Regions from separate parts of the Homo sapiens genome. Here region 2 is linked to region 1. Evidence: read pairs that join two places in POLR2A ChIA-PET (ENCODE). Cell type or tissue: PC-9. All regions are shown on one strand. Links, peaks and the distances in the headings refer to the core of each region. The heading gives the core; the rest is flanking DNA. Region 1 overlaps MAPKAPK3 (MAPK activated protein kinase 3). Region 2 overlaps DOCK3 (dedicator of cytokinesis 3).

What was found. ChIA-PET counts read pairs that join two places held together with the same protein. Peaks named below come from ENCODE experiments on the same cell type or tissue, not always from the same donor. Only the 100,000 strongest peaks of a DNase experiment are listed, where the experiment ranks them.
Region 2: POLR2A ChIA-PET joins it to region 1 with 7 read pairs; 2 of 35 experiments call an interaction of 5 or more read pairs at or near these places.

What each region holds. Positions count from the first base shown.
Region 1 is chr3:50,624,288-50,629,665 of GRCh38, forward strand. All of the region lies in intron 2 of MAPKAPK3 (MAPK activated protein kinase 3), which reads left to right. Among named protein-coding and RNA genes, the nearest start is that of MAPKAPK3, 9.8 kb to the left of the region's middle. RefSeq lists an enhancer at 1,199-1,975. In PC-9, for the core only: CTCF peaks have their summits at 3,601 and 3,803; DNase peaks (open chromatin) are centred at 554 and 3,294; H3K4me3 peaks cover 340 bases; H3K27ac peaks cover 3,949 bases.
Region 2 is chr3:50,928,204-50,933,581 of GRCh38, forward strand. The region is part of intron 4 of DOCK3 (dedicator of cytokinesis 3); the gene reads left to right. Among named protein-coding and RNA genes, the nearest start is that of MIR4787, 260 kb to the left of the region's middle. In PC-9, for the core only: no CTCF peak of the experiment used is centred there; no DNase peak of the experiment used is centred there.

The DNA.
Region 1 (5,378 bases), core at 315-5,314:
TGTGTGTGTGTATGTGTATGTGTGTGTGCATGTGTGTGACAATATGCCTGGTTTAGACATTCAGCACCTGCTGTGGAGTACCAGTTTCCCACTCGCAGACCTGTGTTCTGGCAGGATGTGGTTGACCTCAGCAGGGCCGGTGTCAAAGTCCTGACAAAGACTGGGAAGCTGAGGGAGGACCAGAGGAATCTGTGGAGGAAGAGGCGTTTGTGTAGGGCCTTGAAGGGTAGAGCACCATTGCTGAGGGTGCTGCAGGGACTCCTGGGTCACTTGGGCTGTTGTTCAGACTATATGGGAAGGACTCAGTTTTCATTACAACAGAGGTCTGTTGTATCTCTTCTGAGCTTCACACCTGGGGAAGTGGAGTTAGATCCCTCATTTTCCTCTGCTGGGGACATCATCATGGAAGATCTCTGGGTGGAGGCAGTAGTTGGAACATCTGGCTCTGTAAGCCCGCAACCTCCCTTGGCTCCAGGCTGCCATGTCTAATGGTGAAGGCCCATGGGCAAGAGCTGAGGACATCCCTAGGTGAGAGGCATTCCAAGCATACCTGTGCCATGAGAGTGTGCACAAAGCGCTTCCTGGAGAGCTGGCTCTGCTGCTCTCAGGACAGTGAGACCATGGCTCCTGTGAGCACTGGTGTTTTCCCTGGAGAACATTAGTTCTACTGCTCTCCCTCCATCTATTGGACATCTTGTGTGGTCCCAGATGAAAGGCCCCATCTTGGGGTTGAGAGAGGAACAGTGCTCTCGGCTTAAAATGCTTTCTGTGACATTCTCCCCAAGTGACTTTGGACTAAAGGCAGTTTCATAATCTTTTGCAAAACCATCATCTTTGTGGTGCAGTTGAACCCTGGGTTTGAATATGTGGTGGGGAGTAGGATCCAGTCTCGGTGACTGTTACTATCCCTGCATTCATGCTATGAGACAACATAGGCCGGCAGACACTCAGAAGGCAGGGCTCTCATTTGGGGTGGCCTGGGTGCATTTGCTGGTGAAACATTATTGGTTTTTATGAGGACTCACTTGGGTGCGCCCTGCACCTGGGGAACCCAGCCCCTTGAGGGACAGGAAAGAATGGCGTGAAGGGAGCTCTGGGTCCTGGGCTCCTCCCCACCCTCCTGCCCGTTTGGAACTAAGTGGATTAGGCCCTGTGCAATTGTGATTAAAATCCTGCTGTGTGGGAACCGTGGAGGTTTGGCTTAGAGCAGGAACACGAGGCTCCCGTTTGGGGAACAAGGAGCCTCAGGAGGCCCTTTCAGCACTAGACAGGCCAGAGATGCTGAAAAGATTGCTTTTGTTTTTGAGGCGGGTTTGGGATTAGGGTTGCCTTTTTCTTTAGACTAGGGCTTTGTCTTTGCTGCCTTCTCCTCATGGCACTAGCGATCTTTCTGTCCTCTGCCTCCTCGTCCCTCTCATTTCTCCTTTTCCACCTGTTTCTCCTGCTATCGCTCTGTCCCCGCTCTCCCGGGCCTTGCCAGTTTGCCTGTCTCGTGTGTTTCAGGCCTCATGGCCTCTTTTCTGCAGCCTGGCAGGCTGAGGGCAGGCGGAGGACAGAGCAGGGCCAGGTCAGGTGCTAAGGACTCATCCTGGTCAGCGGGCAGCTCACTCCCCCACCCCCACCCCAGGGGAGGGTGGGGGTGGGGAAGGAAGGAGGAGTGAGTGCTGTACCCATGCCACTCACAGTGTCCCCTCCTGCTGCCCGCCTTGACCAGGTGTCAGCAGCCTTGGCAGTCAGAACAGTGGACTCAGGAGTTCTTGGGCTGAGCTGTAACCTGAGGAGGTCCCCCGCCACCCCCCCATGGCTTGTGTGAAGTCAACTTCAGCTGCAGTCTCTGCTGTTGGGTCTCCTTTTACGGCCCAATGGTCTGAGACTTTTGCTTGGGACAATTGTGTGGGACTAGGCACAGTACGACCCCCAAGGGTTCCCTAGCCACAGTGAGGTATAGACAGGGCTGAGATCTGACCTGAGTCAGAGCCTTAGAGCCAGCCAGAGGAGCTGGTGGGAGTCTGGGAGGGCTCAAGGTATGAGGTGCAACCTACCGCCATTTTTACAGAGGGCAGAGCTGAGTGTGAGCTGCACCTGCACTAGCTGGTGTGAACACTCAAGACTCTCTAGCTGGCACCCTGCACCTGACCACCCTTGCCCTGCTAAGGCTCAGAGGCTACATTCAGGGGCCTGAGGGACCAGGACCTTGAGCTGCCACACTCATTTCCCCATTCTTAAGGGTTCAGCCTCCACAAGAGACCCATAGCTCATCCACAGATGCTCACCCAACATTAACAGCCCCCTTCTCAGGATGTGGTAGAAGGACTGGCAGGTGTTCTCCGTGCTTTCTGGCAGGCAGTGGCACAGGGGGCAGGGGGATGGCAATAAGGGCACCCACTTGCTGAGTGCCTCCTACATGTCAGGCACAAACACTGCAGAATCAGAATGGATTATCACGCCCATGCCATGGATGCAGAGACAGGTTCAGAAAGGCAGAGTAACTCACCCAGGGTCACGTAGTATGGACATGGCCCTGTGCTGGAACCCAGGCCTGGCTCTCAGCCATTCCTCTCTGCGTGTGTGCTCCTCTGGGGATCAGGAGCCACAGTCTGCTCATCAGCAAAATGAGAGCCTGGGCCGGGCGCAGTGGCTCATGCCTGTAATCCCAGCACTTTGGGAGGCTGACGCGGGTGGATCACCTGAAGTCAGGAGTTCGAGATCAGCGTGGTGAAACCCCGTCTCTACTAAAAATAGAAAAATTAGCTGGGTGAGGTGGCACATGCTTGTAATACCAGCTACTTGAGAGGCTGAGGCAGGAGAATCACTTGAACCCGGGAAATGGAGGTTGCAGTGAGCTGAGATTGCGCCATTGCACTCTAGCCTGGGAGTCAAGAGTAAAACTCCATCTCAAAAAAAAAAAAAAAAAAAAAATGAGGGCCTGGGTGCTCTGCTTGGCAAAGGCCTCCCTTTTGGCTGTGAAGACATGTTAGGTGGGCAATGATCATCGGCAGTGCCAGGGAAGCAGGCAGGTCGTGGGGGCCTGCCTTGCCCACTGCTGGTGCTGATCTTGCAAGTAGACAGACAGCATAGAGACTGGTCAGAGGGTGCCCCAGGATGCCTCTCCCACACCAGTCAGCAAATGGTGTTGTCAGGGGAACATTTGGCTATGGTGATGCCACCAGCAAGGGCTATATTCTGCCAGGGTCAGGAGCTCTGAGGGTTATGACTCAGGTTTGGAGACCCCTTCCGCTGTACTTCATGGACTAATTAAGTGCTTGAGTCAGGCTGAGCCAGTACCAGGGTGTGTCCTTACCCTAGGCAGGCCCAGGAGAGGGGGAGTGAGTCACTGCCGCCTAGTCTCGTGGCAGGAACAGGCAGTGTCCCTCAGAGCTGCCAGGCCACCACCCTGGTCCCCTAGAGGGCAGGGCCTCCCCCTCTTCCTCATAGCTATGGCTCCATGGTGTGATCAGAGACTAGGAAAGCCTTCTGGGAGTAGGCTGGGTGTCGGTGCCTTGGGAGTCCTCTGGCTGAACGTGAGCAGGAGGGGAGAGGGGCCAGGGGCCAAGGGAGACTGGAAGCCTGGATGGCTAGTGCCCCTGCTACCCCTGGGAGGAGCCTGAGGAGAGCGATGGCTGCCTGTACTCACCCAGGCCTGTGTGGGGAGCTGCAGAGACATGAATGAAGCCAAAGGATGAGGGAGAGATGCTGAGCAGATATGAGATAGAAGGTCAGTGTTGGGGGTGGGGATGGAAGGTTCCCTAGGGCCTCTGTGCCATGCCTCTGGGGGTGAGCCAGTGTATCTCCCCACGCCCACTTCTGATTCCTTTGTCATCACTGTGACATCTCCTCCAGGCGAGAGAGACCAGCTGTCATTCTTCTGAAAGCTGGAGAGTTTTGGGTCCCCTCTCTCCAGAGCTGGCCAGAGGCCTGGCCTGCTGAGTGCTTCAGCAGGGGTCACCTAGGCGTGACCTCACTTGCCCTGGCCACCCCTGCTAGGGAGGGTGGTATGGCCCTTTGTTACCCTGTGTCAGCTATGTGGGCATCACTGCCACACAACTGGCCAGTTGGGGGCACATATTTCATTGCTGCTGTGGGGTCTCTTCATGAAGAGAGACCACTGATGGGACATTATTTCTGAGATTACAACAAAACACTTGTGTTTGCTAAAATGTTCCAGTCTTATGATGAAAATGTCCTATTTTTACACTGTCATAGAAGAAATAAAACCAGGGTAAAGTTTCACAGATTATGTAGCTGATTTTGATAGAAAAATCCCCTTTTCCTCTTTGAAGTTAAAGGAAGATACCAGAACCTGGATCTTCTGAGTATGTACTCAGGGGGCTCACAGGTGGTCTCTGTGGCCTCCCCCGGCCCTCTGTGGGAAGGCTGTGGGCAGAATCCTGGGATCCCACACCTGTCAGGGGCAGAGGGAGTTGTGATCCTGCCACTTTCTCACTGTAGAACCTCTGGGGGAGGGGAGGAGGCCATAGCTGTCTCAGGGCCTCTTTCCCCAGCTATAACACAGGAGCCATGTGGGAGGAGAGTGGGTGCCCAGTTCACAGATGCAAGCTGGGGCTTGGGAAGGTGAAAGGACTGGCCATGGTCACACATTTTGCAGGAGGGACATTGTTCAAAAGGATGCGCAGAGTTGTCGAGGGGTGTAAAGGTGTCTGCCACCTGGGAGAGTAGGGGGCTGCCACAAAGAAGTGAAGATGGGCCCCCTCCTATAGTTGACCAAGCTTGAGAGCTGGGTGAGTTCCCTGTTGTGGGTTTCTGTTCTTTCAGTCTTGGTTCCCATTCCCCAGGGTCGCTCCCCTAAGATCAGCCACCCTCTCTCCACCCTGGAGGGTCTTCCCCTTCCTTATTGAGCCTTTCACAGCAAAACAGGATTCGTGGACTCAAGGTTCTTGGTCCACCTTTGAAGAGCCCAGTCTGGCTGTGCCCCTCTGAGGATATGAGACCATTTCCTGTGACCTGCTGAATTGGAGAGGTTCTGCCTCCCCCAGGTCCCCAAGGCTGCACCTAGCTTTCCCTGAATTCTGGGAAACAAGGAGGGGAGGAGTGTAAGGCCATTTCAGGAAGACCCAGGGGAATCCTAAAGCCAGGGGTCCCCAAGCAAACCCAGGAACTGTTTTCACCCATACCATCATGGCCCCCAATACCTTCAGTGTGCACTGGACACCAAGTTCATCTGAGCTCTTTGTGTGTGCTCTCATTCCCTCCTTGTGGCTCCCTGGGAACAGGAGTATTAGCACTATCCCCACTTTCCAGATTGGGCCTGTGAGGCTCAGAGAGGCTGAATGGCCTGCCCAAGGCCACAGGGGAGTTGGGAATAGACCTGGACCCCTGTGGCTGCAGCTAGTCCTGCTGTGCATGGTCCCTGGTCTGGG
Region 2 (5,378 bases), core at 177-5,176, 300 kb after region 1:
AATACATTCACAATGTTGTGCAGCCATCATCACAATTCATCTCCAGAACTTTTTCATTATCGCCAAAAGAATCTTTGTCCCTGTTAAACAGTTACTCCCCATTCTCCCTCTACCCAGCCCCTGGTAATCTCTATTCTATTTTCTGTCTCTATGAATTTTCATATTCTAGGTACCTAATATAAATGGAATAATGACATTTGTCTTTTTGTATCTGGCATATTTCACTAGCATAGTGCTTTCATGATTCATCTATGTTGTAGAATGTATTAGAATTTCATTCCTTTTTAAGGTTGAATAATATTCCATTGCACTTATATATACCACATTTAATTTTTCCATTCATCTATTGATGGACACTTGGGTGTTAATAGTTTTCGTTTGCAAGTTTCCTAGTTGATTCTATTGCATATTATTGGTTCTTGTTTTATTTGTGCTTGGTTTTGTTTCATACTTTTTCCTTTCTGAAATGGAAGTGATTCTTTTCATTTCTCTAAGCATCTTAAACATTTAAAAATGTTTATCAGGCAATTTCATAAAATTAATTTTATCTGAAAAGAATTTACAGATGGTTCCCAGTGTATGATGGTTTGCCTTAAGATTTTTCTACTTTACAGTGGTACGAAAGTCATATGCATTCAGTAGAAACCATACTTTGGGTACCTGTATAACCATTGTGTTTTTTACTGTCAGTACAGTGTTCAACAAGTTATATGAAATATTTAGCACTTTACTATAAAACACACTTTTTGTTAGATGATTCTGCCAAACCATAGGGTAATATAAGTGTTCTGAGCACATTTAAGGGAGGATAGGCTAAGCTATGGATGTTTGGCAGGTTAAATGCATCTTTGACTTCATGATATTTTCAACTTACAGTGGGTTTATGAGGATGTAACTCTGTTGTAAGTCGAACAGCATTGTGTTATTTTTAAGCCTTTGAACATTATAGAGTCTTCATGTGTTGCAGAATTTGGTTTTCAGAAGTGGATTATTTTGTTTCCTCTCTCTGTTTCTGCCTCTGAGCATATCTGTCTAGTGCTTGAGCAGTTACTGCCGTCTGTCCCCTAACCTCCAGTGTGGAACCAGGTCCTTCAACAGCATTTTAGAGCTTCTTCCCCACAGTGACACTGGGGCTGTGGTAGATTCTGACCCTTGGCTGAAGTGGGGAGGGGGCTGCTTAAGGTCCAGTCTCCTTAGTCCTGCAGCTTGCTAAAAACCATAGTCCCAAATGAGGTTTAATAGCAATTGGTGTTGTGTCTCATGTTGGTCTTCTTTTCCGAAACTTCAACCAGTGAATCTGGCCTTGCTTCTCATGTCATTTTGAGCACTTTTTTGTCCTTGTCATCCCTCTAAGTTCCTAGTCACCAGTGCTGGCTTTTGACTTCAGAGTCCAGAAGACCTATGATTTCACACTGGTTCACTGCTGTGTTTTTGTTGTTGTTGTTCTGTTGCTACTACGCTGAGATATTTATTTTATTTTGGAGCCCAAAAATATTTGTATTTTACCTATAATTGCTGTGTCTTTGGAGCTGAGGAAATATGTCAAAATAAGAACTTACTGAGATATTTTGATAAGACATCTGTAAAAAATATAAAGAACAATATAAAATCTAGCTGATTTTGACATTTTATTCTAGAAAGTCTTTGCTTAATTCTAAGCAATGAAAATTAAAGTTTAAGAGTCAACAATAGCTACCATTTATTAAATATCCTATACACTAATCATTTTATTTGACACTTCACACTTACCACATCACACTTTGGTATCCCAGATTCATAGTGGAATTATCCACTTACTTCCAATGAGGAAGGCAAGGCTTTGAGAGTTCAAATACCTTTACCAAAGTAGCTTAGCTAGGAAGTGAGGAAACCAGCAGTTGAGGCCAAATTATCATAAGTCCTACGTCTTAGAACTTTAAAATAGGAACACTCTAAGTTTTTTATAGATCTTAATGATTAAAGTAGCTAAAGACCTAATAGATTAAACTCCAAGGAAATTATATTTTACTTTGTCTTGCATATCATTTCTGCATTAATCTTAGTAAAACACAACACTCCTTTAACATCACTCATGTTTCCCTATTTCCATAGTGTCAAATTTAAAATCTCACAGCCTTGTAGTGAGTGCAGAGGTCCAGATCCACAGCCCCCGCCTTGGGCGGCTGCAGCCTCACTGGTGCAAGTCTTCTGCCTGCTCCCTGCCCACAAGAGCCCAGGGAGACCCAGGTCCACAACCCTGACTTGGGCAGCTGCAGCTGTGCCCAAAACGATGGGGCTGCTACCTGCTCCTGGCCCCCTGGAGCATGCAGCCCCGCTGCACTCCCTCACAGCCTGGGCCCCAGCCCAGGTCCTTGCTGGGCCCAGGCCAGTGTCCAGGGCAGAGGCAACGTCTCCCCAGGCTCCCTTGGTGGCTCCAGTGCTCAGGGGCAGCGCAGAGCTCCCCCTCACCTGGCTTGGGGCCCTGCCCAGGGTGGGCACCTCTGGGAGTGGATCACAGGCCTCGGGCCGGCAATTGGGAGTGATACTGTGCAGACCCTTATGGGGCAGACCCTGGGGATGCGACCCTGGGCGGGCTTGTGCAGACAGCCTCTTGCAGAGGCCCAGGAACCCAGTGCTGTCTGTGGGGTGGGCATGGCGACCGTACCTCTGGCTGATCCCCGAAGTGGGCACCACTCTCACTTCCCCCGAAGCGTGGCCCCAAGCACTGCCTCCTCCCTTCACCCTCCCTGCAGCAGTGGCAGGAGAGGGCAGTGACTTGGGGACAGGGTCTGGGGCCACAGAGGCTCCGGGCCTGGGGGTGGGTCATGCCCGGCTGTGTAAGGGTGACGGCGGTGCAGTCAGCTGTCTCCTGGAGGTAGGGCACGGGAGACTCACCACTGCTCCTGCAGCCACTCCTGCTGCCACCGCCCATGCCTCCCCACTACAGACGGCCTGCTGCTGCCATCAGTAGCATGAATTATCTTTAATATGCCTTGCTCATTATTTTCTCTATACCACTTTTTATAGCATAGTACAGTGTTTAGGGCTCTCTCTCCACCTGCTTACCTTTCAGACCCAAGCCTCTTCTAGGAACTTCACTTTCTTCATGAATCTTTATCTGACTGCAGCAGTTTACAGTGAACCTCCTTTTTTAGAACATTAGATGTTATAGTTAATGTCACACATTTAGCACCTATTTGTGCTTTATGTTTAAGTTTTGTTACTAAGATTGTGATTTCCCTGATTGTTTCTATACATCTCCTAATTATCTCTGCAGCATTCTTAAGATGTGGTATATGGAAATAACTTCAGAAATTTCAACTTATAACCAGTAGCTTGAAGAAATAAAGGATGTCTTCTCATTCAATTTGAATTTGTGTAGCAAGTCATTATGACTTTCTTCTCAGATATGACATTTATCATTAGCTTACTCCTTTTCATCTGAGAAGATCAATATGACCTATTTCAAAAAATTAAAGTAAATTAAACCATAGTTATTTTCCTGCTCCCATCTTCCCCAGATACTCAGCCATGCTGATCACCACAATATTTGGGGTGGGGTGAGAAAAGTGAGTCTCTTGGGCAGTGTCTTACATGGCTGGTGGAGCCGAGTGCCTAATCATTCTGCTTTCCGCTGTGAGAGAAATTGGAGGGTTATGGAGTTTCTCTTGTTGAGCTGTACTGCTTTGTGGGAGGAGTGATGCAGGTAAAATGAAACTTTCTTCTTACCCTCTTCACTGCATCTATTCTGGATTTTTTGCCTCAGTGGTGTACTGAAACTTTTCTGCTGGATTCCTAGACTCCCACAAAGGTACTCTTGTCCATAAGTTGTGGTCAAAATTGATGCTTCTTGGGGGCAGATGACAGTAGAAAGCACCTCTTCTGCCATCTTGCTGATATTACCTTTGTCACATTTTACTCTTAACAAGCCCTTGATGAAAGCTTTTATATTAATGAGCTTGTAAATTTTTTGGATATAGATAATGCCATTGCATTATTTCAAGGTGACTTTTTGTAATCTGCTGTGGTAAGTCACACAAAATAAGAACACAGTAAAACTGTAAGACATAATCAGATAACATATATTCATTGATGCTCAATTTTACTGCACTGAGTCATCTTTGAACACAGTGGTGCTTTGTCAGCTGTCTTCTTGTGGAAACAAATAATACTTGATGCTAATTTTGTGGAATACATTTTCCTGTACTTTTTTTTTTCAGATGGATGATATTCCCCTTGGCTAATAAACGGGTATAAGTTACCTCAATATATCAGTATATTAAGTCTTTGGTCATAGAAAGTTTTTATTGACCCTCAACATTGGTGTGGACATTATAGAAATATTATCAAGTTAGTCCCCGTGCTTTCAGTAACTTTTCATTCAGGTTACTTGTGTTAAGATCTGGAATTTTTACTGTCTTTTGAAAAGGTCCTATGACAGCTGGTCCCAGTCATACCAGCTTTTTTTCATCTTGGATGTGTGAAATTATTTTCCAACTCAGTGACATCTTGCATACTTTTCTCGTTTGCAGGTGGCACCATAACTGGTTTTCTCCCTCCCCACACGCTTTTCATGTCATGATTTTTTTGCATGTATTGGGCCTTGACATTTCTTCAGAGAAGAGTTCATTGATCTGCTCATTGTAAATTGTATAACACAGCTAAAATCTTTCATTGTACTTGTATTAGTCTGTTCTCATGCTGCTAATAAAGACATATCTGAGACTGGGTAATTTATAAAGAAGAGATTTAATGGACTCACAGTTCCACGTGGCTAGGGAGACCTCACAATCATGGCAGAAGGCAAAGGAGGAGCAAAGTCACATCTTACATGGCAGCAGACAAGAGAGCATGTGCTGGGGAACTCCTCTTTAAAAAAGCCATCAGATCTTGTGAGACTTATTCACTATTATGAGAACAGCCTGGGAAAGACCCACCCCGATGATTCAGTTACCTCTCACTGGGTCTCTGCCACAACACATGGGAATTATGAGAGCTACAAGTCAAGATGAGATTTGAGTGGGGACACAGCCAAACCATATCAGTACCTTTTCATTTTCATTTTAGATTTATTACTGTCCATGTCTGTCTGATTCCCTATTCAGACCAAGAGCTCTCTGAAGATAGAAATCCTGTTCCTTTTTGTTCACTGATAAATTTTTGACAGTTAGCACAGGGACTGGCATTATAGTGGATGCTGCTTATGAAGTAGTCAGAGAGAATCCAAGCACCTTTCTGTTACCAGGTTCAGAATTCCTCTACCAGACTTAGAATTCCTCTGCTGACATTATGTTGCAGGAAAATACAATACCAATATAAGGGAGTATGCATTAAACTTTTCAAAGTTTAATTGTGTGGGTTCCTCCCCTCCACAACCCCCCACATTTTTCCAGATTTTT